2 separate regions of the Homo sapiens genome follow, and region 2 is linked to region 1. A link is an interaction called in ENCODE POLR2A ChIA-PET data of the cell type or tissue named here. Cell type or tissue: MCF 10A. All regions are shown on one strand. Each heading gives the region's core, and the rest is flanking DNA. Links, peaks and the distances in the headings are about the cores only. Region 1 overlaps LOC102723324 (a long non-coding RNA gene). Region 2 overlaps GSN (gelsolin).

What was found. ChIA-PET counts read pairs that join two places held together with the same protein. Peaks named below come from ENCODE experiments on the same cell type or tissue, not always from the same donor. Only the 100,000 strongest peaks of a DNase experiment are listed, where the experiment ranks them.
Region 2: POLR2A ChIA-PET joins it to region 1 with 13 read pairs; 8 of 35 experiments call an interaction of 5 or more read pairs at or near these places.

What each region holds. Positions count from the first base shown.
Region 1 is chr9:121,392,619-121,404,684 of GRCh38, reverse strand. All of the region lies in intron 3 of LOC102723324 (a long non-coding RNA gene), which reads right to left. Among named protein-coding and RNA genes, the nearest start is that of STOM, 28 kb to the right of the region's middle. In MCF 10A, for the core only: a CTCF peak has its summit at 4,362 (motif pointing right); DNase peaks (open chromatin) are centred at 4,384 and 6,164.
Region 2 is chr9:121,328,299-121,340,245 of GRCh38, reverse strand. GSN (gelsolin) reads right to left here. Exons shown (of 18, transcript NM_198252.3): 15 at 11,231-11,355; 16 at 10,931-11,008; 17 at 8,798-8,858; 18 at 7,404-7,812. The coding sequence ends at 7,643. STOM (stomatin) reads left to right here. Exons shown (of 7, transcript NM_004099.6): 7 at 1-1,259. Among named protein-coding and RNA genes, the nearest start is that of STOM, 36 kb to the left of the region's middle. In MCF 10A, for the core only: no CTCF peak of the experiment used is centred there; a DNase peak (open chromatin) is centred at 4,825.

The sequences.
Region 1 (12,066 bases), core at 2,425-10,424:
AAAGACTGACAATGTTCTATTTCTTTGCTAGTAGTGGTTTCTATTTAAAAAGACTAATAAAATTGACAAACCACTGGCAAAATTAGACAAGAAAAAAAGAAAGCACAAGTAACAGTATCATATAAAAAGGGGGAGCTACTCTTACCAATAATACAGATATTTAAAAGCTAACAAAGCATATTATAAGCAACTTTAATAAATTTGAATATATGGATGAAATAGAAATTATTTTAGAAAAATATAAAATTACAAATGACACAAGAAGAAAACTGTCCCACAAAATAACGCTAGGCCCTTACCTCAGACCATTTACAAAAGTTAACTCACAATGGATAAAAAATCTAAACATAAGAGCTAAAACTATGAAACTCTTAGAAGAAAATATAGGAATAAATGATTATCTTGGATTTAGCAAAGATTTATTTCTTTAAAAAGAATTTTTTTTTTTTAGAGACAAAGTTTCACTATGCTGTTTCACTATAATACACTGTTTCACTACAGTACAGTATTAAAACCTCAAACTCCTGGGCTCAAGGGATCCTCCCGCCTCAGCCTCCCAAGTAACTGGGACAACAGGCGCACACTACCATGCACAGCTGGGAATGGTTTCTTAGATATGACACCAAAAGCACAATCAAAAGAAAAAAATAAATTAGAATTCATCAAAATACAAAACTTTAGTGTATCAAAGAATACTAACAACAAAGTGGAAAGACAACCCATAAAATGGGAGAAAACTTTTGCAAATAATTTACCTGATGAGTTAGGTATGTAGAATATGTAAAGAACTCACACAACTCAAAAAACAGCTTTCCACAGTAGCTGAACTAATTTACATTCCCACCAAAAGTGTATAAGTTTCCCTTTTCTCTGCAGGCTTACCAGCATCTATTTATTTTTATTTTTTAATAATAGCCAGCCCGGCGCAGTGGCTCACAACTGTAATCCCAGCACTTCGAGAGGCTGAGGCGTGTGGATCACGAGGTCAAGAGATGGAGACATCCTGGCCAACATGGTGAAACCCCATCTCTACTAAAAATACAAAAATTAGGTGGGCATGGTGGCTGAGGCAGGAGAATCACTTGAACCCAGGAGGCAGAGGTTGCAGTGAGCTGAGGTTGTGCCACTGCACTCCAGCCTGGCAACAGAGCGAGATTCCATCTAAAATATAATAAAAATAAAATAATAATAATAATAGCCATTCTAACTGATATGAGATGGTATCTCATTATGGTTTTGATTTGCATTTCTCTGACAATTAGCGATGTGGAGCATTTTTTCATGTATTTGTTGCCCACTTGCAGGTCTTCTTTTGGGAAGTGTCTGTTCATGTCTTTTGCTCATTTTTTAAATGGGGTTATTGGTTTTTTGCTTGCTGATTTGTTTAGGTTCCTTATAGCTCTAGATATCAGACTTTTGTCAGATGCATAGTTTGCAAACATTTTCTCCTATTCTGTAGGCTGTTTACTCTGTTGATAGTTACTTTAATTGGTAGCTTTAATTGGAAGCTTGTTACTTTAATTAGGTACCACTGGTCAATTTGTTTCCGTTGCAATTGCTTTTGAGGACTCAGTTATGAATTATTTCCCAAGGCTGATGTCCAGAATAGGTTTCTTAGGTTTTCTTCTATGATTCTTATAGTTTGAGGTCTTACATTTAAATATTTAATTCATCTTGAGTTAACTTTTGTATTTGGTGAAAGGTAGGGGTCCAGTTTCAGTCTTCTGCATATGGCTAGCCAGTTATCCCAGCACCATTTATTGAATAGAGAGTCCTTTCCCCATTGTTTATTTTTGATGACTTTGTTAAAGATCAGGTGGTTGTAGATGTGTGGCTTTACTTCTGGGTTCTCTATTCTGTTCCATTGGTCTGTGCATCTGTTTTTGTCCCAGTACCATGTTGTTTTGATACTGTAGCCTTGTAGTATAGTTTGAAGTTGCTAATGTGATGCCTCCAGCTTTGTTCTTTTTGCTTAGGATTGCTTTGGCTATCTGTACTCTTTTTTGGTTCCATATGAATTTTAGAATAGTTTTTTCTACTTCTGTGGAAAATAATGTTGGTAGCTTGATAAGAATAGCATTCAATCTGTAGATTGCTTTTAGCCATTTTAACAATATTGATTCTTCTAATCCATGAGCATGGACTGTTTTTCCATTTGTTTGTACCACGTATGGTTTTTTTCAGCAGTATTTTGTAGTTCGTGGAGAGATCTTTCACCTCCATCATTACTTGTATTCCTAGGTTTTTGTTTGTTTGTTTTTTGCAGCTATTGTAAATGGGATTGCATTCTTGGTTTGGCTCTCAGCTTGAATGTTATTGGTGTATAGAAATGTTACTGATTTTTGTATATTGATTTTGTATCTGGAAATTTTGCTGAAGTTGTTTATCAGTTCTAGGAGACTTTTGGCAGTTTTTAGGGTTTTCTATGTATAGATTCCTATCATCAGCAAAGAAGAAGTCAAACTATCTTCTTCTTTTCCTATTTGGATGTCTTTTATTTCTTTCTTTCACCTGATTGCTGTGTCAAGGACTTTCATTACCATGTTGAATAGGAGTGGTGAGAGTGGGCATTCTTGTCTTGTTCCAATTCTCCAGGGGAATGCTTCCAATTTTTGCCCCTTCAGTATGATGTTAGCTGGTTTATCATAGATGGCTCTTATTTTGAGGTATGTTCCTTTGGTGACTATTTTTTAGAGGGCTTTTATCATGATGGGATGTTGAATTTTATAAAAAGCTTTTTCTGTGTCTATTGAGATGATCATATGGTTTTTGTTTTTAATTCTGTTTATGTGGTGAATCACATTTATTGATTTGTGTATGTTGAACCAACCTTGCATCCCAGGAATGAAACCAACTTGATCATGATGAATTAACTTTTTAATGTGCTTCGGATTCAGTTTGCTAGTATTTTGTTGAGGATTTTTGCACATACATTCATCAGAGATATTGGCCTGTAGCTTTCTTTTATCATTATGTCTTTGCCAGATTTTGGTATCAGGGTGATGCTGGCTTTATAGAATGAGTTGGAGAGGAGTCCTTCCTCCTCAAATTTTTTGAATAGTTTCAGTAGAATTGGTACCAGTTCTTCACCACATTAAGAGATTCAAGCAGAAAAAAAGTTACAGTATTTCTACATAGATGCAAAATTTCTAAAGCATTTGATAAAACTTAATATCCATTCAAGATTTTTAAACACTTAAGAAAAAAGAAATAGAATGAAAGTTCTTAATCTAATAAAAAGTATCTGTAGAAAACCAAAGAAAAGTAATGTTTTATGTCAAAAGCTTTTCCTGTAAAGTCAGGAACAATTAAAGGGTGCCTAATATCACCATTTCTATTCTGTGTTGTACTAGAGCTTCTAACTAGTACATGAAGGATAAGAAAAACAAATTAATGGTATAATTATCTACAAATGATAAATTGTATATGTAGGAAAAAGAGATTTATTTGAATTATAAGAGCATTTAGCAAAATCCCTAGATGAATAATCAATATGACAAAAGTAGTTACATTTCCAAACACCAGCCATAATTGTTAGCAAATGATTTTTTAAAGATGCCTTTTTAGCCTAAAAAAATCAAGTATCTACAAATAAGTGTACCAAAAGATATATAAGACTTTTATGTCTATTGAAAGACACTAAGGAAAACTGAAGTAAATCGTGATTGGAAGGCTCAATAGTATAAAAATATCAGTTCACTCTAAAATGATTTAATGATTCAGTTCAATCCCAATAAATATTCCCAGGAGGGTTTTTTTTTTTTTGACAGAATTTGACAGACTGATTTTAAACTTTATGGAAAATTTAAAGGCCAAGACTATCCAAAACATTCTTTTAAAAAATGAGGTGGGAGTTCTTGATGTACTAAATATTAACAATGATTATAAAGTAAAATGATAAAGACAATATGATATTGTCACAGAAATTGACAAATAAATCAATGGAGCATAACCAAGATAGGCAATGACTCACATATAAATGGACACTTCATATATAACAGTAACGGCACTGCAGAGTCCTAAAGAAAAAAAAATAATCTTTTCAGTAAATGGTGCTTTGAAAACAGAACATTCACATGGGAAAAAAATGAAATGTACTCTTTCATCAAAGTAAGCTTCCATGAGTTCAGGGTTCTTTCAGTTTTGTTCACAGCTGTAACCCCAATGCCTAGAAATGTAACTGCAATATAGAAGGTATACATACTCACTCAGTATTTGTGAAGTGAATGAATGAATGAATGAATGAACGAACGAACGAATAAATGACGACTTTGGAAACAGTTCTCAAGTTTTTAATTCATCTGTCTTCTTTTAAACATCTAACTAGGAAAAAAGTACATGAGAGTTACCAGTAGATGGCGCAACATAACAAAGAAAGTAATCAACACATTCTTTCCTTCTGAAAGGAATTGCTTCAAGAAAAGCCTGCTGATGTCACCTGTGCTGTAATAACTCATATTTCACTGACTTATACCCCACTGCACAGATGTTATTCTGTTCTGCTAAGTATTTTAGTTTTTCTTGTACCAGTACAGGTTACCAGTTCCTCCTTCTCCCTTTCCCCACCCTCTCCATCCCTTGGAACTCCCCCAACCTGTATTTAACTGAATCTCCCAATGTACTAAAGCCCTCAGGTTTCCAGAGCTGTGGGGTAGTCCACGGTGAGAAAGAATCTGTCCTCTCTGAGTTACACTCTGTTAAACGGGGTCACAGATTAGTGAAACAGTTCTTTCGTATTTTACTTCCAGCCTCCTTTCTCCGTGGGACCCCAGATTGGATCCATTGGGAGGTAGATTTGAATAGCAACTACCATGCATTATCAAGGATCACCATTTCTTTGCACCACTAAAGGCTCTCTTGCCAGGTCATGGTTATCCCAGAAGGTGTTTCAGTGCTTATGCCGATAAGCTCCTGTCACTAATCTGTCCGCCCATTCATATTAGGCTAGCATGACCAATTTGTCCTGGTTTGCTGGGGACTTTCACAGTTTTAGCATTGGAAGTCTCACATCCCAGGAAATCGAAATCCCTTAATCTTGGATAAACCAGAACAGCTGGTCACTCTACACTAGGCCCAGATCTCTCTGAACCCCACTCAAGCTCAAACCAGATTGTTTCATACAAGTATATAATTTTTAACCACATACATAAATTCCTGTTCTCTCTTCCCACTCCACATAGTCAGCCACCAAGTCTGTCAATTCCACTTCCTATGTATCATTTAAATTCATTTTCTCCTCTAATTCACACTACCTTACTTAGCTCATGTCTCATCATTTTATTCAGAATTACTAGGTAATCTTAAATAATAGCTCTACCCCTAGTATTGCTCATCTCAAATTCTCCCTCATGGAATATCTTTCATATCAATGTGATGTGATCACATCACAGTCCTGTAAAAAAAAAATCACTACTTTTCCCTCAGCATAGGATTTTGTCCACTTTCTTCATATGGTACATAAAGCTCCTTCCAGTATAGCCCTACCTAACATTTCCCGTTTTATCTCCCACCACTCCACTCTTCATACTCTTCACCCCTAGTGCTACTTACTACTCAACTGAACTAATTACTGCTTCCAGAACCCACAATGCCCATAGGCCTTTGCTTCCACTGATCTTATTTTCTAGAATGCCCTCTTGCTTTGCTATCTGGTAATTTACCTTTACTCATCAGAACCACCTAAATTGGGAAGGGAAGTTTGCCCAGACCAAGAGATGCTATGTAGACCAGAAAGAAATATTCAGACAGCCTACAGGAGGACACACATACATGTTTCTTACCATAATACAAGTCCAAAAAAGTTCCTACTTAACAAAATGTACTATTTTGTATACAACCACATATGAAGGGAAAACAACCAAAGTCACATCTGGCCGCTATATCAATAGGTAATGTTATGCAGTCTTTGTTTTCCAAGTTCAGGATTATTGTGCCAGTCCTCGGCCTCTTTAGATTTTGTAGGCAACACAAACCACAAGTGGATGCTCTGCTCTGATCCGGTTACACCAAGTAACTTGTAAGGCTGCTACTTCTGAATGGTGCCTGAAGCAAGAGAAGGCTCTACAGTGGGTCGAGGCAGTGTCATTCCAGTCTGTCTATCCAGTGGTGCTCCAAGTGTCTGTGGTAAGAGTGCTGCATGGCTCCTCACGCAAGCCTCAACAGGAAAATGACACAACACATAGCTAGCTAACAGAACCATACACTCCTCTGCCCCCTTAAAGAAGCAGCTCATAGCTCACTATTACGCCCTGGTAAAAACTGTTTAACCATGGAATTCCTATTACATGACCTAACAATTACATGACATAACTTGCCCATTATGAACAAGACCTAGCTATAATAATGTGCAGCAGCAATCCATTATCAAATAGACATAGTATGTACAAGATCAGACTCAAGCAAGCTCAGAGCACAAGCAAGTTACACGAGCAGGTGGCCCAGACCCCCACAGCACTTACTTCTGATGCCTTTTGGCCTCTCCCTCAACCAGCACTTGTGGTTTCATGGGGAGCTCCTTATGGCCTGTTGAAAGAGGGGGAAAATACACTTGGGCCTTATCCCTGTCAAAATACCAATGACATTCTTCATAAAAACAAAAAAATCCTAAAATTTATACAGGACCACGAAAGATCTTGAATAGCCAAGGCAAACCCAAGCCAGAAAACAAAGCTGGAGGCATCATACTACCTGACTTCAAAATATACCACAAAGCCATAGTAATCAAAACAGCATGGCACTGACATAAAAACAGACACATAGACCAATGAGACAGAATAGAGAACCCAGAAATTAATCTATGTATCTACAGCCAACTGATTTTTGGCAAAGGGACCAAGAACATACATTGGGGAAAGGACAATCTCTTCAATAAACAGTGCTGGGCCAGGCACGATGGCTCATGCCTGTAATCACAACACTTTGGGAGGATGAGCAGGGAAGATTGCTTGAGCCCAGAAGTTCAAGACCAGCCTGGGCAACAAAGGGAGACCCCTCTCTACAAACACACAAAATATATTTTTTTAAAACAGCCAGGTGCAGTGGCATGCACCAATAGTCCCAGTGACTTGGGAGGCTGAGGTGGGAGGATCACTTGAGCCTGGGAAGTTGAGGCTGCAGTAAGCCATGATTGCACCATTGCATTCCAGTCTGGGTGATAAAGCAAGACCCTGTCTCAAATAAATAAATAAATAAATAAATAAATAAATAAATAAATAGTGCTGGGAAAACTGAATATCTATACGCAGAAGAATGAAACTAGACCCCTATCTCTCACCATACACAAAAATCAACTAAAAAGGGATCAAAGACCTAAATATAAAACCCAAAACTATAAAAGTACTAGAAGAAAGATTTTAGGGGAAATGCTTCAGGACATTGCTCTGGGAAAAGACTTTATGAATAAGACCTCAAAAGCACAGGCAACAAATGCAAAAATAAATGGGATTATATCAAACTAAAAAGCTTCTGCACAGCAAAGAAAACAATCAACACAGTGAAAAGACAACTTACAGAATGGGAGAAAATATCTGCAAACTACTCATCTGACCAGGGATTGATATCCAGAATACACAAGAACGCAAATATCTCAACAGCAAACAAACAATATGATTAAAAATGGGCAAGTGATCTGAACAGACATTTTTCAAATGCAAATGACCAAAAGGTATATGAAAAAATGCTCAATATCACTAATTATCAGGGAAATGTAAATCACAACCACAATGATATAACATCTCATCCAAGTCAGGCTGGCTATTATCAAAAATACAAAAAAAAAAAAAAAAGTGCTGGCAAGGATGCAGAGAGAAGGGAACTCTCATACACTTGGTGGGAATATAAACTAGTACAGCCAGTAGGGAGAACAGTATGGAGGTTCCTCAAAAAACTACAAATAGAGCCACAGTATGATACTGAAATTCCTCTACTGGGTATTTATCCAAAGGAAAGGAAATCAACATATTGAAAAGAAACCTGCATGCCCATGTTTACTGCAGCACTATTCACGAGAGCCAAGATAAGGAATCAACCTATGTGTGCAACAACAGATGGATGAATAAGAAAAATGTGGTAAACATATATATATTTATATACACACACAATGATATATATATATACATATATATATACACATATATATATACATATATACATATATATATACACATATATATACATATATGTGTATATATATATATATATATGCACACACACACAATGGAGTACTATTCAGCCATAATAAAGAATAAAATCCTGTAATTCGGGGCAACATGGATGGAAATGGAGGACATTACGTTAAGCAAAATAAGCCAGGAACAGAATGTCAAACACTGCATGTTCTCACTCACATGTGGAAGCTAAAAAAAGTTGATCTCATAGAAGTAAAAAGTAGAACAAAGGATACTAAAGGCTGAGAAGAGTAGGGGGAAGAGGGAGATAGAGCTTTGTTAAAGGAAACAAATAGATAGGAGAAATAAGTTATAGTGTTCTATGCCACCATAGGATGACTATAATTAACAATATCTTATAGTTTCAAATAGCTAGAAAAAGAATATTGAATGTTCCCAACACAAAGAAATGATAAATGTTTGAGGTGATGGATATGCTAATTACCCTGATCTGATCACTATACATTGTATGTATCACAACATAACTATGTACCTCATAAATACGTACAATTATTATGTGTCAATTTAAAATCTTTTAAATAAAAAATTTAAAAAATTTTTTAAACCAACTTGGGCCTGGTTCACAGAAGTGTGTCCACATTACACTAGTACCAGTATACTCCCTCAGAGATGCCACTGAAGGGGAATGGTGAAGGAAAACCCTCCAAGAGGGCAGAAGTTTTGGCAGTATACCTTGAAGTCCCCTCAGCCAGGAAAGAGGGGTGGCCTGTGGTACAGATGTACACTCATCTGTGGACAGTGAATAATGCTTTGGTCACCTGGTCAGGAAATTGAAAAGAACAAGCCTGGAAGATTGATAACAAGGAAGACTGAAGAAGAGACACATGCACAGATCTTTCAGAATGGGCACTAAATGTGAAGGAATTTGTGTGAGTGCTTACCAAGGTACATCCATTGTAGAGGAGGCCTCAATAATAGGGGTGAACAAAGTGACTTGTTCTGGGATTATCAGTCAGCACCTTTCCTCATCTTCTGTTTTAATGGGCTTGTGTACAAAATGGCCATAGTGGCAGAAATGAAGCACAGACCCAACAAAATGGACTTCCCCTTACCAAGCTAATCTGACTGTTGGCACTGTTGAGTTCCCAAATTATCAAGAACAGAATCTAAACTGTGAGTCTCCAATATGGCACCATTTCCCAAGGGGATCAGCCAACTCTGTGTTGGTAGGTTGATTATAAAGCACCCCTTCCATCATGGAAATGAAAGCCATTTGTTTGTGCTAGAATAGACAACTATTCTGTGTATAGATTTGCCTCTTCTGCCCATTGTGTTTCTGCCAACACTACCACATAATTCCTTACTCAATATCATGGTATCCTACTCAACACAGCTTCTAAGGAACACATCTTAGAAGTGTAATTAGAGTTTGCAAATCATGGAAATAACTAGCCTTACTGCACACCCCACCATCTAGAAATATCTGGCCCGATATAACAATGGAATGGCCTACTACAGACTCAGTTACAACATGAGCTGAGAAACATTTTGTAAGGCTGGGACTGTCTTCAAAGAACAACATATGCTTTGAGCCATTGACCAATGTATGGCACTATTTCTCCCAAAGCCACAAGACACAAGTCCGTAATCAAAGAGCAAAAGGGAAAGTGGCTTCTCTCACTGTTATACTTCTTCACAGAATTCTGCTTCCCGTAATTTGAACTCTGCTTTATTCCCAAGACAGTTTCCATTGAATTTCTAACAGCTAAATGGCCATTTTAGACTCCACATGCAACTGAACCAATGGGCAAAGAAGGGAATTACTGGCTGGAGTGATTGATCCTGACAACTAAAGAAACATTGGGTTGCTGCTACAAAATGAGGCCACGAAGGACTATATATGGGGATGCTGTCATTCATGGCAACATGGCACCCCTATATTCCCATCGCTGACAGTAAAAGTTAATGGTAAACTACGATAACCAAGAAAAGACAGGACCACTGACAATTCAGACCCTTCAGGAATGACAGTTTGGATCACACCACTTGGTATATACTGGCTCAGAGTACAGGAAGCATGAAATGAGCTGGGGAGGAAGGGACACTAACCACAGGCTCATGACTAGACAGATACAAAGACTAATAACTAAGCATTATTTCTTACTTGCTTAATGTATATGTGTGTATTTATGTATTTCTGTATATATTAACTTTTTTTCTTCTCCTTTCCCACTGTAATTTTAAAAATTAATGGCAATTGTTAACTTTACAATTTCATCTTTAGGTTACAGAAGGTTCATAAGGGACTTTACTGAATTGAGGAGTAATTAACACATAATCCAGAGATTAATATAATTTGGGATCATCCGTTTATGGGGAAAGGGTGAGAGTGTCAATTTATTTTTTTATGTTTATTTACTTTTTTGAGACCGAGTCTTGTTCTGTCACCCAGGCTGGAGTGCAATGGCACAATCTCCACTCACTGCAACCTCCACCCCCCAGGTTCAAGCTATTCTCGTGCCACAGCCTCCTGAGTAGCTGGGATTACAGGCATGTGCCACCATGCTCAGCTATTTTTTTTATTTTTAGTAGAGATGGGGTTTCATCATGTTGCCCAGACTGGTCTTGAACTTCTGGGCTCAAGCGATCCACCTGCCTCGGCCTCCCAAAGTTCTGGGATTACAGGCGTGAGTCTCTGTGCCCGGCCAAGAGTGTCAATTTCTACAAAGGGTAGCTGTATCTTGTTAAAGAAAAAGCTGCCATTTTTAAATTGCTATATGAGAAGCTCAAATATACAGAGAAAGTTGTGCATGAATATTGAGTAAGCAAAGTAATGAGCTGTCCCAGTTGTTATGCCATTTTCTCTCAGTCCAAACTCACACATTTATACTCTTCTTTATGACCACGGGGCTGGGACTATGAGAGCTATATTTCTACTTTGCCAGTTGGCTTCCTGTTAGTTCTTCAAGGCAGAAGGAGTGAGACAGGATATGCTTCCTTCCTGACAAGTGGCTATCATTTCTAACACTCAACTTTTTTTTGGCATTCCTAGAACCAGCCTCAACATGTCTCATCAATGAGCCAGCAAGAGTTAGGCAGTGGCCCCTCCTCAGAAGTCTGAGATGCCTCTCCTTTAAGTTTCCTTTGGTGCAAACTTCCTTTTGTGTCCTCAGCCATAGGAGTGGTAGCTTCTTCCTATAGTTACTATATCTATGTTCAATATCTGCCCCGACCTGTTTTTTTGGTTTTTTTTTTTTTTTTTTTTGCTTTTTTGGTTCCCCAAAACTCCGTAGCCAATTCCTTATGTTAAATTATCTCTGTTGAAATACCAAGTGTGGTTTCTGTTGTTCTGGCTTTATCCTGACTGATACAATCATCCTGCAAGTAAAGAACCCAAACCATTTGCAGTCCTAGCTAAAAGCAAAGGAAATATGGAATAAGTGGTAGAAAAAGGAAATGATAAAAATCAACTTCATCCTTGCGACTTTTTATAGCAACAAGAATTGTAGCATTCACGTGTATTTGTTATGTATCTATTAACCAACGATTTCTATTTTGTCCCCTTCCCCTTCCCCTTCCCCCACAGTTTTGCATGGAAAGTGTCAGTGGTTGCTTAATTTACAATTTAGTTCGTAGGTCACCAGGCCACAAAAAGACACATCCAGACCTGATGGGAAGGAATGAGGATCACCAGTAGATCCCAAACTTGAGATGGATACAATGATTGATGGGACTTGGTGTCTCTCCTCTTGTTTGTATGACAGACAGAAGTATGATGGTATTAAACATGGGTAGAAGGGTGAACTTGAATGCTGAGTAGCAGAAGGGGTGAACAATATGGATTCTGAATCCATTTGTCCTCAAATGCATTCCTTGCCCTTCCCTGCTCTGTTTTGTATCGCAAGGGGTTGATCCATTGACTGCGATTCCCAGACTCATA
Region 2 (11,947 bases), core at 1-8,000, 62 kb after region 1:
CCATGTTTTAACTTATTTGAGCCTTCTTTATGAGTAAATGATTCCTCCTTGTTCTGTCTTTCAAACCAGCTAAATATTTGTCACAAAAGTGCTTTTTTCTCACTGTTGCCTATTTTCATATATCAGGTTTTAAATAGTTTTAATTTTTTAATAAAATTTTCTCTACGTTCTATATGCAATTGTTATATATCTATTTGAATAGCTGAAGGACTAAAATACTTTTTTAAGAGATAACTTCAGGAAACCATTATATTTTACTATCTGCATGCTGTTAACTGTGGTACACTGTGAAATATGTTGATTACAAACCCATTCATTACATAGTATAAGGAATTCACAGTATATTGACTATATAGTGTCTAATGATCTTGGGCAGATACTGTCAAACTTACAATATCTATATAGATGTAGGTCTTTTTAAATTTACCTAGTCATTCTTCTATCATGTATATTGATGCTGAAAGAGGAACTGGTCAGCTCCTCTGGACAACAAATTCTTAGTCTATAATATTAGGAGACATCTTCTGTTTTGCAAATGTCTGTGAATCTGAGCAACCTGGCATTCTGCTTACTGGCCAGAAAGCTGGCGGGTGACATTTGTAACATTTCCTCTTTGAGACTCTGAGTTCACCTAGAGAAGTCTAAGCATAACAGCTTTCTTTCCCAGCACGAGCCTTTATAGCTCTCTTTAGCTCAACCACTCTGTCCATCCAGCCAATGGATGTCCCTTCCCCTGTACCCCAATTTCAAGCTTATTTTAGGAAGCCTTGAACTACCATGTATCCTGGCTCCTAGCTGAGTTTATTAGAGGTATGGAGCAGTGCAACTTAAACTCAAGTTGCACTTACATTTTGAATTTTAAAATGATGGTTTTATCTGTTGTGTGAAGTGGTTCACCCTTGAGGACCAGGAGCCTCCATATCCTGACTGAAAACCTTTTCTGAGACTTAGAGTAACAGTGCTTTTGGTTCCTTGAGTTCTCCTGTCTCCAGATACCAAATGACCTTGACTTTTCTGCCTTGTGAATTCGTAGTCCAATCAGCTGAAATTAAATCACTTGGGAGGGACGCATAGAAGGAGCTCTAGGAACACAGTGCCAGTGCAGAAGTTTCTCCAGGTGGCCTCCCTTTCCAACAATGTACATAATAAAGTGTATGCACTTTCACTAATATTTTTGGGGTGAGAGTCTGTTTCGGCCTGTATTGAATGTCTGTGGATTTCCGTTTTCAGAAGTAGTACATTAGATCCTCCGGTTCTGAGCTGGCTGGTTGGCTTCTTCGTGTGCTTTGTGGGCCAGGGGAAGGGGACAGGCTGCTGTGGGCCATCTGCTGTCTCCCAGGTCCAGGCACCCTCTGGTGCACTGGCCCACACATTTTCCCTGGGGAGTTTCAAGATCCACACACACCCTCCACCACCACCACAAAGCTTTAACTGACTTCATTTTCTTTTGCCTTCCTCCAAACAGGACAGGAACCCACTTCTTGCTGTCACCCAGTTAATCACATAGACATAGCCTTTACTTAAAAAGAAACAAATAATGATAAAAAACCAATGTGTTTTACCTGCAACATCTGACAGAACTGTCTTGAATTAGTGGCTACCATTTGGGAGCACCAGTCACTCAGCTCTGTGCACAAATACGTGTATGTACATTCTATCATTTTATCTCAAAATGGTTTGATAGACACTTTATTATCACCATTTTGTAGATGAGGACACTGAAGGCTCAAAGGTTAAAACAGCCAAAGTCACATGGTCGGAAAGAAACAGAGCTGGGATTCAAACCCAGATCTGTCTAATGCCAAAGATTTGTGAGGTGTATCAGTGTATCTTCGTGTGACACTGCCTGCCTCTAGTGCCCCCATCCACACACCACCACCACCATTTTGTAGATAGATCACAACTTTTCCCAAGACTATCAAAGTTCATTTGTCTTTACATTCACACCTAACTGGGCCCTAAACTTAAACTTTTGTTTTGGGCCATCCAATTCAGCCAAAGTTCACTATAAAAAGAGGAGAGTCAATTGGGCATTTGTTTGTTTTTTTTTTTTCTTTGAGATGGAGTCTCGCTCTTGTCATCCAGGCTGGAGTGTAATGGCGTGATCTTGGCTCACTGCAACCTCTGCCTCCTGGGTTCAAGCGATTCTCCTGCCTCAGCCTCCTGAGTAGCTGGGACTACAGGCGCATGCCACCACGCCCGGCTAATTTTTGTATTTTTATTTTTAGTAGAGATGGGGTTTCACCATGTTGGCCAGGCTGGTCTCGAACTCCTGACCTCAGGTGATCTGCCCACCTCGGCCTCCCAAAGTGCTGGGATTACATGTGTGAGCCACTGCACCCGGCCCGATTGGGCATTTGTAACCACAAATGTCATAACACACTGTCCTGAGCAGGAGGAAACCAGTGTTCCATAGACTCTCAGCTTATGTAGCATTTTAAAATATATCATTTCTTGTGATACTCACAAACCTGCTCTCACAGTTACTTGGCTAGTAAATAGTGAATCAAGTGCCTCTTCCTCTTACTTTCAGCAGCAAACCCCTTTTTTCAAAGGTAACTGCATCAGTAAAAGGTTTACGGTGTCTTTTGCCAGGATAAATTCTTGAGTTCACATTTATAACATTTACTGAATATAAAGTAACTCAATGAGAACAATGAGGCTGTTTTGAAAAACAATATTAGAGTTACGAAAGAGTTCCAATCTTATATTCAGAGTCTACATTCGATTTCTCCATTTTGCTTGTCTGTTTTTATTACCACTTTAAACATGGAATTTGAATCTAATATTTACAAAATCACAGAAGCACCTCATAGAATTCTACATATTTCTGTTTGAAAATCACTGCTCTGGAGTGCTTTCCTTGCTATAGCATCCACTTTATAATGTGACCTTGGATAAGTCATATGTTCTCTCAGCCTCATTTTCCTCACCTGTAAAACAGGGAGATTATAGTCCAGCTGTTTGGGTCTCAGACCTTTTGAGAATGTGTTGGAAGCTACAGAGCTTCGTCTGAAAACTGCACATAGTGTGCACAACACAAATTTGGATGCTTTGGGGGTACACTGGCCCCACTCCCAAACCTATCCAAAGACTTAAGAAATCCTGGGCTAGATCATGTCTAAGATCCAACTACACAGCTATGCAGTTACCTGAAGAGTTTTTACTTTATAGGAACCAAGAAGAAGGCAAAAGGAACCACGGTTGAATGCCAGCACTGTGCAAGACACTTTACACAGCTTTTTTCATGTCCATGCATAATCTCATTTGGCTGTGTTGACCAGGCCACAGGAAAATCTCCGGGGATATTAGTGATGATCTCTTCCTGTGATGTTGTTAACATCAGGTCTACAGCAGACCCAGGCTCAGATCAAGCTAGGATTTGCCTAAACCAGTCACACTGGCTAATAGGATACAGCCCCTTTCAATCTACCCTGTAGCCAGAAGAGTTTAGTGAGAAAGGAAATTGAAGCCGCTGTTAAAACTGTGGTTTTACAATAAACTCTAGAAACATAGTAATCATAATGCAGGCTGCAAATCTTCCCTAAAAGATTCCGGGGGAAAATGACTGGAAATTGAACAGTCTGAAAATTAATTACTGGATGCCACAGAACTGTAAGGAGCCATTACTTTTAATTTTCCGCATCTGGCCCCCAGAAGTCTCCAACAAAATGGCGGTCTACCCAGCATCCATTTATCTCCTCCCTCCTTCCTAGGAGCCATGACTTTGTTCAGATACCTCCCCCTGAGCGCTCTGACCTCAGGAGAAGAATTCACCCCCACCTGCTAGGATGAACCTAACTGGCCTATGAATAATTCCATCCTTCTAGCCCATGATTCCATCAGGAATGATTATGTGACCCAATATGGATTCTTGAGACCTGAGGAAAGGTTTTCCGTGGTCTTGGGAGCAGTTCCTCCTCCCTTTTCTGAAAACTTTTCTAGAAACAGTCCTCTTTTCCTCTGGGCATTGCTGTTCATGGGTGTGGAGCAACCAGAACACCTACAGATATTTTACTACCAGACTAGCAAGGGCCAAGAGAATGAGCAGGAAACTCAGGCCCACTACGTTTAGTCAACCATGAAGTCCCCCTCAACTCTGAACTGATTATGTATGAGAGCACATAAGTGTGCTTACAGTTTAATTTGGTTTGAGTTAGCCCTCCACTGCTTACAGCCAAAAACATCCTTTCTGATCCACAGTACATTGGGCCTTTGCCTCCGTGGTTGAATACTAGGTTCTGCTGTGGCCTAGGTGCTTTCATTATTTTTAACCATTTTCGAGCACTTACTATAGGCCAGACATTGTGCTAAGCATTACCTCCCTTAATCCTCATGAGAATTCTAAGTGGGGTGACACTGTTCTTATTCTCATTTTTCAGCTAAGGAAATGGCAAAGAACTTAAGATCACACTGCTAATGAGTGGTAGAGCTAGATTTGAACTGAGGTCTGACTCCAAAAGCCAGCTATTAGCCACTGTATTATACCACCTCCAGCTAGGTATTAATACAACATTACCATTTTGCAGGTGGGTAACTTGAGGCTCCAAAAGTTTAAGTATTATATCTATAATGCCTTGCACAAAGTAAGTACAAAATATCTGTTCAACTGAATTGCCCAAGATTGGACACAAGATCCAAGCCTAGCGTTGTCCCTCTGGCATCTGTCTCATTATTTCACGATGATTTTTCCATTGTAGGAGACGATGACGTCTGCAACTTTAGAAAGATAAAATGTGCGGTTGAAGTGATAGTGCTCCTGATTGGCTTTTCTGCCTTTGAGAGAAAAATAAGAAGGCAGCATCTCAGTGGCCCCAGGCTATTTTCTTTCTCAGAGCATTGCACAACTCTCTTTTGAGGCCACAGCCATACCCTTGAATGCTGGTATAAACTGAAATGAAGAATTAATGGGCAGGTCTACCTGAAATTTTACCTCCCACTAATTTCTAGGAAGTAAGCTAGCTCTGTCTAGACAGGCCTCTACCTGCCTCTCGTGAAAGCCCTAGAAGCTTTGGGTGGTAAATGCCACTTCTGTACCAGGACTTTGTCAAGTTGATTGCTTTGACCATGAAAGCAAACCTTTGGGGGTAGGCAAGGCAAGCGTTATGGGATCAAGTCCAAACCCTTGGTATGGCATTCAAAGCCCCAGCCTGCTTCTCAGCTCAGAGGCCTGCCACTCCAGGCTGCTGTCTGTCCCTGAGCACGCTGTTCCCCTCACAGCCCCCTGCCTGTACTAGCTGCACCCTCTGCCTGAAAGTGACTTCATCTTCCCTCCACGTTTCATCCAGAAAATTTCTTCTCCACTACCCTCGACACTTCTGCGATGAATCAGAATCTCTGGAGGAATGGCCCTTGGGGAATCCATGCTTTTAAAAAGTTCCCTGGGCAATTTGGGTGATCAGCCAGCTTTGGAGACAACAGTGTAAACACACACACACACACACACACACACACACACACACACACACACACAAACACACAGCCTGCCCATCATTTAAGCCCTCATGCTGGTTTCTGTTCTTTTACAGTCATATGCTTGCGAGCTTTCACATCATAACTCAATGGGGATGGAGTGGTGGTGGGAGGTGACACAGAACAAGACGGGGGGAAAACAAGGTGAGAAGAGACCAAAAGGACAGAGCGGGAGGACTGGGGAATGTCCTCCAGCAGGTTTCTTGGACTGGTTTAGTCTCCCAGGAGAAAAGATTATGAAACAACATAGAAATATCCAAGAGGGACTGTGTGACATGCTGAGCATGAGTGGAGAGTCAGGACCCAGGGGACCAAGAAGGCACAGAAGAGTCCCTTTCCCATACCCTGAAGACCGCAAACTTTGAGAGCATCCGGGGGCAGCTCTTGTGCTGGCAGCTGCTGCAGTTATTTCTCCACATAGCTTTGGGGCAGCAGAATGAATCTGTGGGAAACAGAGGCAGCAGGGAAGGTCCAAGCAGCTGCTACAGGATGTGGCAGCTATGAGGATGCACCCTGCCCGCTTTCTACTGCAGGGCATATAATTGATAAGGGCTCCGACTGCTGGCTTTGAACTTCATCCCACATGTGTCCCAAGGCCAGGCCTCCCAAAGACTGAGTGCAGGGGGCAGATAAGGCACGCCTGCTTACAAGAGACACACAATTCCTTTGCTGGCTGACTTTGACTCTGGCTCAAGAACACTTTGAATTGAACAGATGCTCATGTTCATAGCAGCCTTATGCACAATAGCCAAAAGGCACAAATAACAAAGAGTCCATTGATGGCTGAATAAACCAGATGTGGTATAGACATGCAGTAGAATATTACTCAGCCACAAAAAGGAGTGAAAAGTTGATATATGCTACAACACAGATGAGTCTTGAAAACATTCTGCTAAGTGAAATAAGCCACACACAGAGGACAAATGTTGTATGATTCCACTTATATGAGGTCCCTGGAATAGTCAAATTCTGAGACTGAAAGTAAAATACAGGTTACCAGGGGCTGGCGAATAGGGAAGAATGGGGAATTGGTATTTAATGGGCAGAGCATTTATATTGGGGATTATCAAAAAGTTTTGGGTACAGAGAGTGGTGATGGCTACATAACACTGTATATGCAATGTTACTGAAATACATACAAGTGGTTAAAATAAATACTGTGTTACGTACAGTTTGCCACAATAAAAAACAACAAAAATGGGACTATACCATTAAATTTAAAAAGAACACTGAATTTGGCTTTGGGACTGCCGACAAGCTTTGCCAAATCTTCCTGGATTAAATAAATGACCACTAAGACACTTCCGCACAACCTTCTCTCCCTTTTTTCTCCACCTAGGGTCAGACTTGCGTCGAGGGTCTGATGGCTCTCCCAGTCTTCCTTGGTTCCCCACCTATTTCCTTTCTTTTGAGACAGAATCTCGCTCTGTCACCCAGGCTGGAGTGCAATGGTGCAATCTCAGCTCACTGCAACATCCGCCTCCTGGGTTCAAGAGATTCTCCTGTCTCAGCCTCCCGAGTAGGTGGGATTACAGGCATGTGCCACCACGCCTGGCTAATTTTTTATTTTTAGTAGAGGCAGGCTTTCACCATGTTGGCCAGGCTGGTCTCGAACTCCTGATCTCAGGTGATCTGCCTGCCTCGGTCTCCCAAAGTGTCGGGATTACATGTGTGAGCCACCGTACCCGGCCCCTCCTTATTTCCTTTAGCATAGGTATCCCCCAGGACAATCTACACACCTCTCAACTCACTGTGGCATCGCCTCTCAGGGCACCAGGATTCACGCACAGGGTGGATGTAGCCTTTCTACTAGTTTACAGGCAAATGCTAGGCACCTCTCTGGCCATTCTCAGAATTACCAGGGACACAGGCAGAGAAGACGCCGGCTCTCACTGTCAGATGGGCACAAGGAAACGAGCCACACTAGAGTACACACTTCAAAATGTTTTTATTGGATTTAATTTCCCAAACACTGACATTTTAGACAATTTTGCAAGGACTCTGAATTTTTGCAGGGCTATTTTTGGATACTGTAAAAAAAAAAAAAAGAAACAACACACACACACACACACACTCATAGCAGAGCTGCTCTGCTCGCTCTAAGGCCTCTTTGAGGGAAGGACAGTTCCAAAAGGCACTGACCGGTGACATGGGTGGGCCCTGCCCCTCCTCAGGCAGCCAGCTCAGCCATGGCCCTGTCCAAGGGGTCCACAGACCAGTAATCATCATCCCAGCCAAGGAACCAGCCCACAAAGGAGGGAGGCTCAAAGCCTTGCTTCACCACGGTGATGGGCGTCCGCCGATCCCGATTGGCTGGGTCCGTCTCGATGTACCGCTTAGCTGCAGACACACGTGCAAGAAAAGGAAACCCCAGGAATTCTTAGTGCCTCCCACACCAGGGAGAGGGTGACTCAGGACAGGAGTTGACAAAGAAGAGGGTCTATGGTCCTACTGTCCCTACTGCCCACCCCCTGCCCTGGGCACCATCCTCCTTTAAAGGCATGATACCCACGTGGGCTCTCCACCACCCTGCTCAGGAACACAGGAAGGAACAGGGCTACGGCTTAATCTCCTGCTTCATAAAGCTTATTACTTTCCCTTGCAGTCCCCTACTGGAAGATATGGGAACCAACTTTTGGGTTCCCAGCTCACAAATCAGATCTATTCAGCTGCCAAGAATCTGCTTTGCAACATCTTTTTCTTTTTTTTTTTCATTTTGAGACACCATCTCATTCTGTCACCCAGGCTACAGTATAGTGGTGCGATCATGGCTCACAGCAGCCGTGAACTCCTGGGCTCAAGCAATCCTCTGACCTCAACCTCCTGAGTAGCTGGGACCACGGGTGTACACCAACACGCCTGGCTAATTTTTTTGTATTTTTTCTAGAGATGAGGTTTCACTATGTTGCCCGGGCTGCTTTCAAACTCCTGGGCTCAAGTGATCCTCCTGCCTTGGCCTCCCAAAATGCTGGGATTACATGCATGAGTCACCATGCCTGGCCTGCTTTGCCACATCTAAACCTTGACAAGTTCAGCTTCTGAGTATTCTGGGAACTTGAAGTGACTTCTCATCTGTCCCTTCCTTCTCCTGGAACAGAGGAGAGCCTTCTTTGAGAAGCCTCAGGGTTTCTGAAGGAACTGATGTGTTCTTCACTATCCCAGGCAGGATTTATGAGGGGCTGGCCCACAGAGGAGGAAGTCCCCACCCTATCTTGTCCATCAGTCCCCTGGAAAGATGCTCATTCCCAGACCTGTACAGGAGCCACTCCCAGCACCCCACAAGCAACGGACCCCTCCCCCCGCCCCCAGGCACTCGGGTCCTCACCAGAAGTCAAGGCTTCTGTCTTTTCTTCTTCTTGAGAATCCTTTCCAACCCAGACAAAGACCTGGAGGTGAGATGCAACAGGAAAGGTACATGAGGAGTGCTGATCAAATTCACGGCTGGAGGAAGACTGGGGAGGGGCCAGGTATCAGACCAGACAAAGCCCTCCCCTTTCTAACAGAGCCCATGAACTAAGACTGGAAGGATTTGGAACAGAGGTTGAAAACTGGCAACCTACAAACATGTTTTGTTTGCTCACCCACCACCTTGTGTTAGCCAACAATGTCTTTTTAAACCGTTATGACATAAAAATCTAGATTTCCAACTTCTCTTTAAAAATTGGAGGATCTAGCAGCCTGGGCCTTCAAACCTCACTTGAGTCAAGCTGCGCAGGAGCTGCCCCTTTGAGATGAGCAGTTCTAGTTTGCCTCAGACTCCACTGCTCCTTCACGTCTCCCCAGCCCAGCCTGCTTCATTCGCTAACATTGCCAACCAGGTACCATCAGGCATTGAGTTTGAGATTCTTCTCTAAAGGTCCATGAGTTATCTCTTGAACAGCATTCACTCGTTCAACAAATGAGTGGCCAAACATATTCTCACCCATTTATTTATCCAACAAATATGCACCGAGAGTCTACTATGTGCCGGTCTGTGTGCATCTTTGTCAAAATGGGCCTAAGGCTTGGAATAAAAATAACTCACCCACCACTATCACCATTTTGAGTCTTGTTACAAGTTCTATTACACATTATTTAGCTGATTTTTATGTATCATCTATTTTTATGCATATCTAAAATATTACTTCAAAGAGCACCTATCATTGATAAAATGGCATTAGACAATAAAATGTCAGACTTCATTTTTCTCACTTTTTTTTGAGACGGAGTCTCACTCTGTCACCCAGGCTGGAGTGCAGTGGCATGATCTCAGCTCACTGCAACCTCCGCCTCCTGGGTTCAAGTGATTCTTCTGCCTCGACCTCCCAAGTAGGTGGGATTATAAGCACCCACCACCAAGCCTGGCTAATTGTTTTGTATTTTTAGTAGAGATGGGGTTTCACCATGTTGGCCAGGCTGGTCTTGAACTCCTGACCTCAAGTGATCTGCCCACCTCAGCCTCTCAAAGTGCTGGGTTTACAAGTGTGAGCCAACATGTCTGGCCCTCTCTTACTTATTTATAAATGTGTTCCCAACTAAAGTGGAAGCCCCTCGAAGGCAGGCATTCTATTTTGCTCATCATAGGATTCTCAGCACTCAGCATTTTGCCTGCAAGACCATGGTGCTGAATAAATGTTGGCTGACTGAATCCCTAACAGATGAACAAACAGATTAAGTAGCCAATGGATCAATCAATGACAACTGCTGAATGGCTCAAGCTGCAATCATTTTTGGTCCCGATCTTCCAACTGGGGATTCCGAGCATCCCTGTGGGTAGTGTAGAGTCTTATGCCTTCGTGGCCAGCTGCTCCGTAACTCTGAGGACTCTGGGAGAAGCCACCTTGATAGGAAAGGTGACTGACCTGACACCCCTGTGAGAACGTAAGCCCTGGGAGAGCAGGAAAATGCCTACTTTATTCATTGCTCTATCCCAGCATCTCAAACATAAAGCACCTGGCACAAAGCAGTGCCCAATTAATATTGGTTGAGTAAGTGAATGGCATCTTCCCCTGCCAAGTCCTACATAATGGCCTTCTCTAGGAGATGAAGTGGAGACAGAGCCCAGAGCCCTCAAACCAGAAGCAGGAGCCCTCTAGAGCCTCTAGGTGACACTGGACAGTTTATGCCTGCAAACAAGATGCTGCTAAGTTCAACTTCCTCTGCCAACAGATTTAAAGGAAGAGTTCACGCTCCTGCAAGGTCTGGGAGAGAATGATGAAGGTCATGTGATTTGCCTTTATAGGGCGTTTTGCAGCTTTCAAGGTGAGTGTATCTGCAAGGGAGGTACCGCCACTCCCAGTTTACAGATGAGGAAATGGAAGCTCAGAAAGAAGAAGTGACTTCCAGTACCCTTAGAGACTTTTCTGGCAACACCTGGCACTGCCCCCTTTAGGTCCTTCTAGCAACTGATCATAGAACTGGAAGTCTAGTTTCTCCCACTCCCTCTGGCACAGAGAGCCTTCACCTGTCCTTCACCCACCTGGTCCCAGGTGTCCAGAAGCATGACGTCATCCGTTGCCAGGTCTTCCTGCATGAGCTCACCAGGAACCTCTTCGATCTGGGAAGGAACGAAAGAGCATCAGTGAGATGTCTTCCCTCCCCTGGGTGGCCTTCCTTTATCTGCCCCCTGAGGGAGTGGCACAGCTGGCTGCAGCTGGCAGGGGGCCCCTTCCTCTGTGCCACACCATCAGAACTGTTTCTCCTGCCCCTGCTGCCGGCCAGTCCTGTGGAACTCGCCTCCCGAGGGGAAAGCAGAGGTGTGACCTCCGCAGGGGCTCACCACAAAACGTCCAATCTTGTTGGAGCAGGCAAAGAGGCGAGGAGGATGGGCATCCATCTTCTTGTCCTTCAGCCGTGGGGATGTGCGGTAGGCAGCCTTCCCGCCCAGGGCCTCCCAGAAGCCATCTGTGAGGGGAGGCCACGCCAGTTGCCAAGGGACGCCATCACCCCTCTCTCCCATCTCATCGGACCCTGGGACCAGCCCTGCCCAAGCGCAACCAACTGCTCTCCCTCTCCTCCCTCCATCCTAAAAATCCCAGGAGATCCAGAGGGAAGAGGCCTGAGGGAATTGGAAGGTGACGAAATAGAGGCCCAGAGAGGGCAGACTTGGCAGTAGTCACACAGCCAGGACCACTATTGGCTTGAGGCTGACGACAGCATTGCGGGATGAGGACCATTAGCTCCACTCAGCTAATGAGGCAGTTGTGGCTCGGAGAGGTTAAGCAACTCACTCAAGGTCACACAGATGGTAAGTGTTAAGACCAGGATACAAATCTTGTCTGATTCTAACACCTATACTCTTTCCACTATACCTGCTCTGTCCATGTGCAGCCATTTAAATTTAAATTCATTAAAATTAAATTCGACTAAAAGTTCAGTTCTTCATTCCCACTAATTCCCACTGGTCGCATTTCAAGTGCTCAACAGCCACATGTGACTAATGGCTGTCAAATTGGACTCGGCAGATACAGAACATGTCCATCTGCATAGAAGGTTC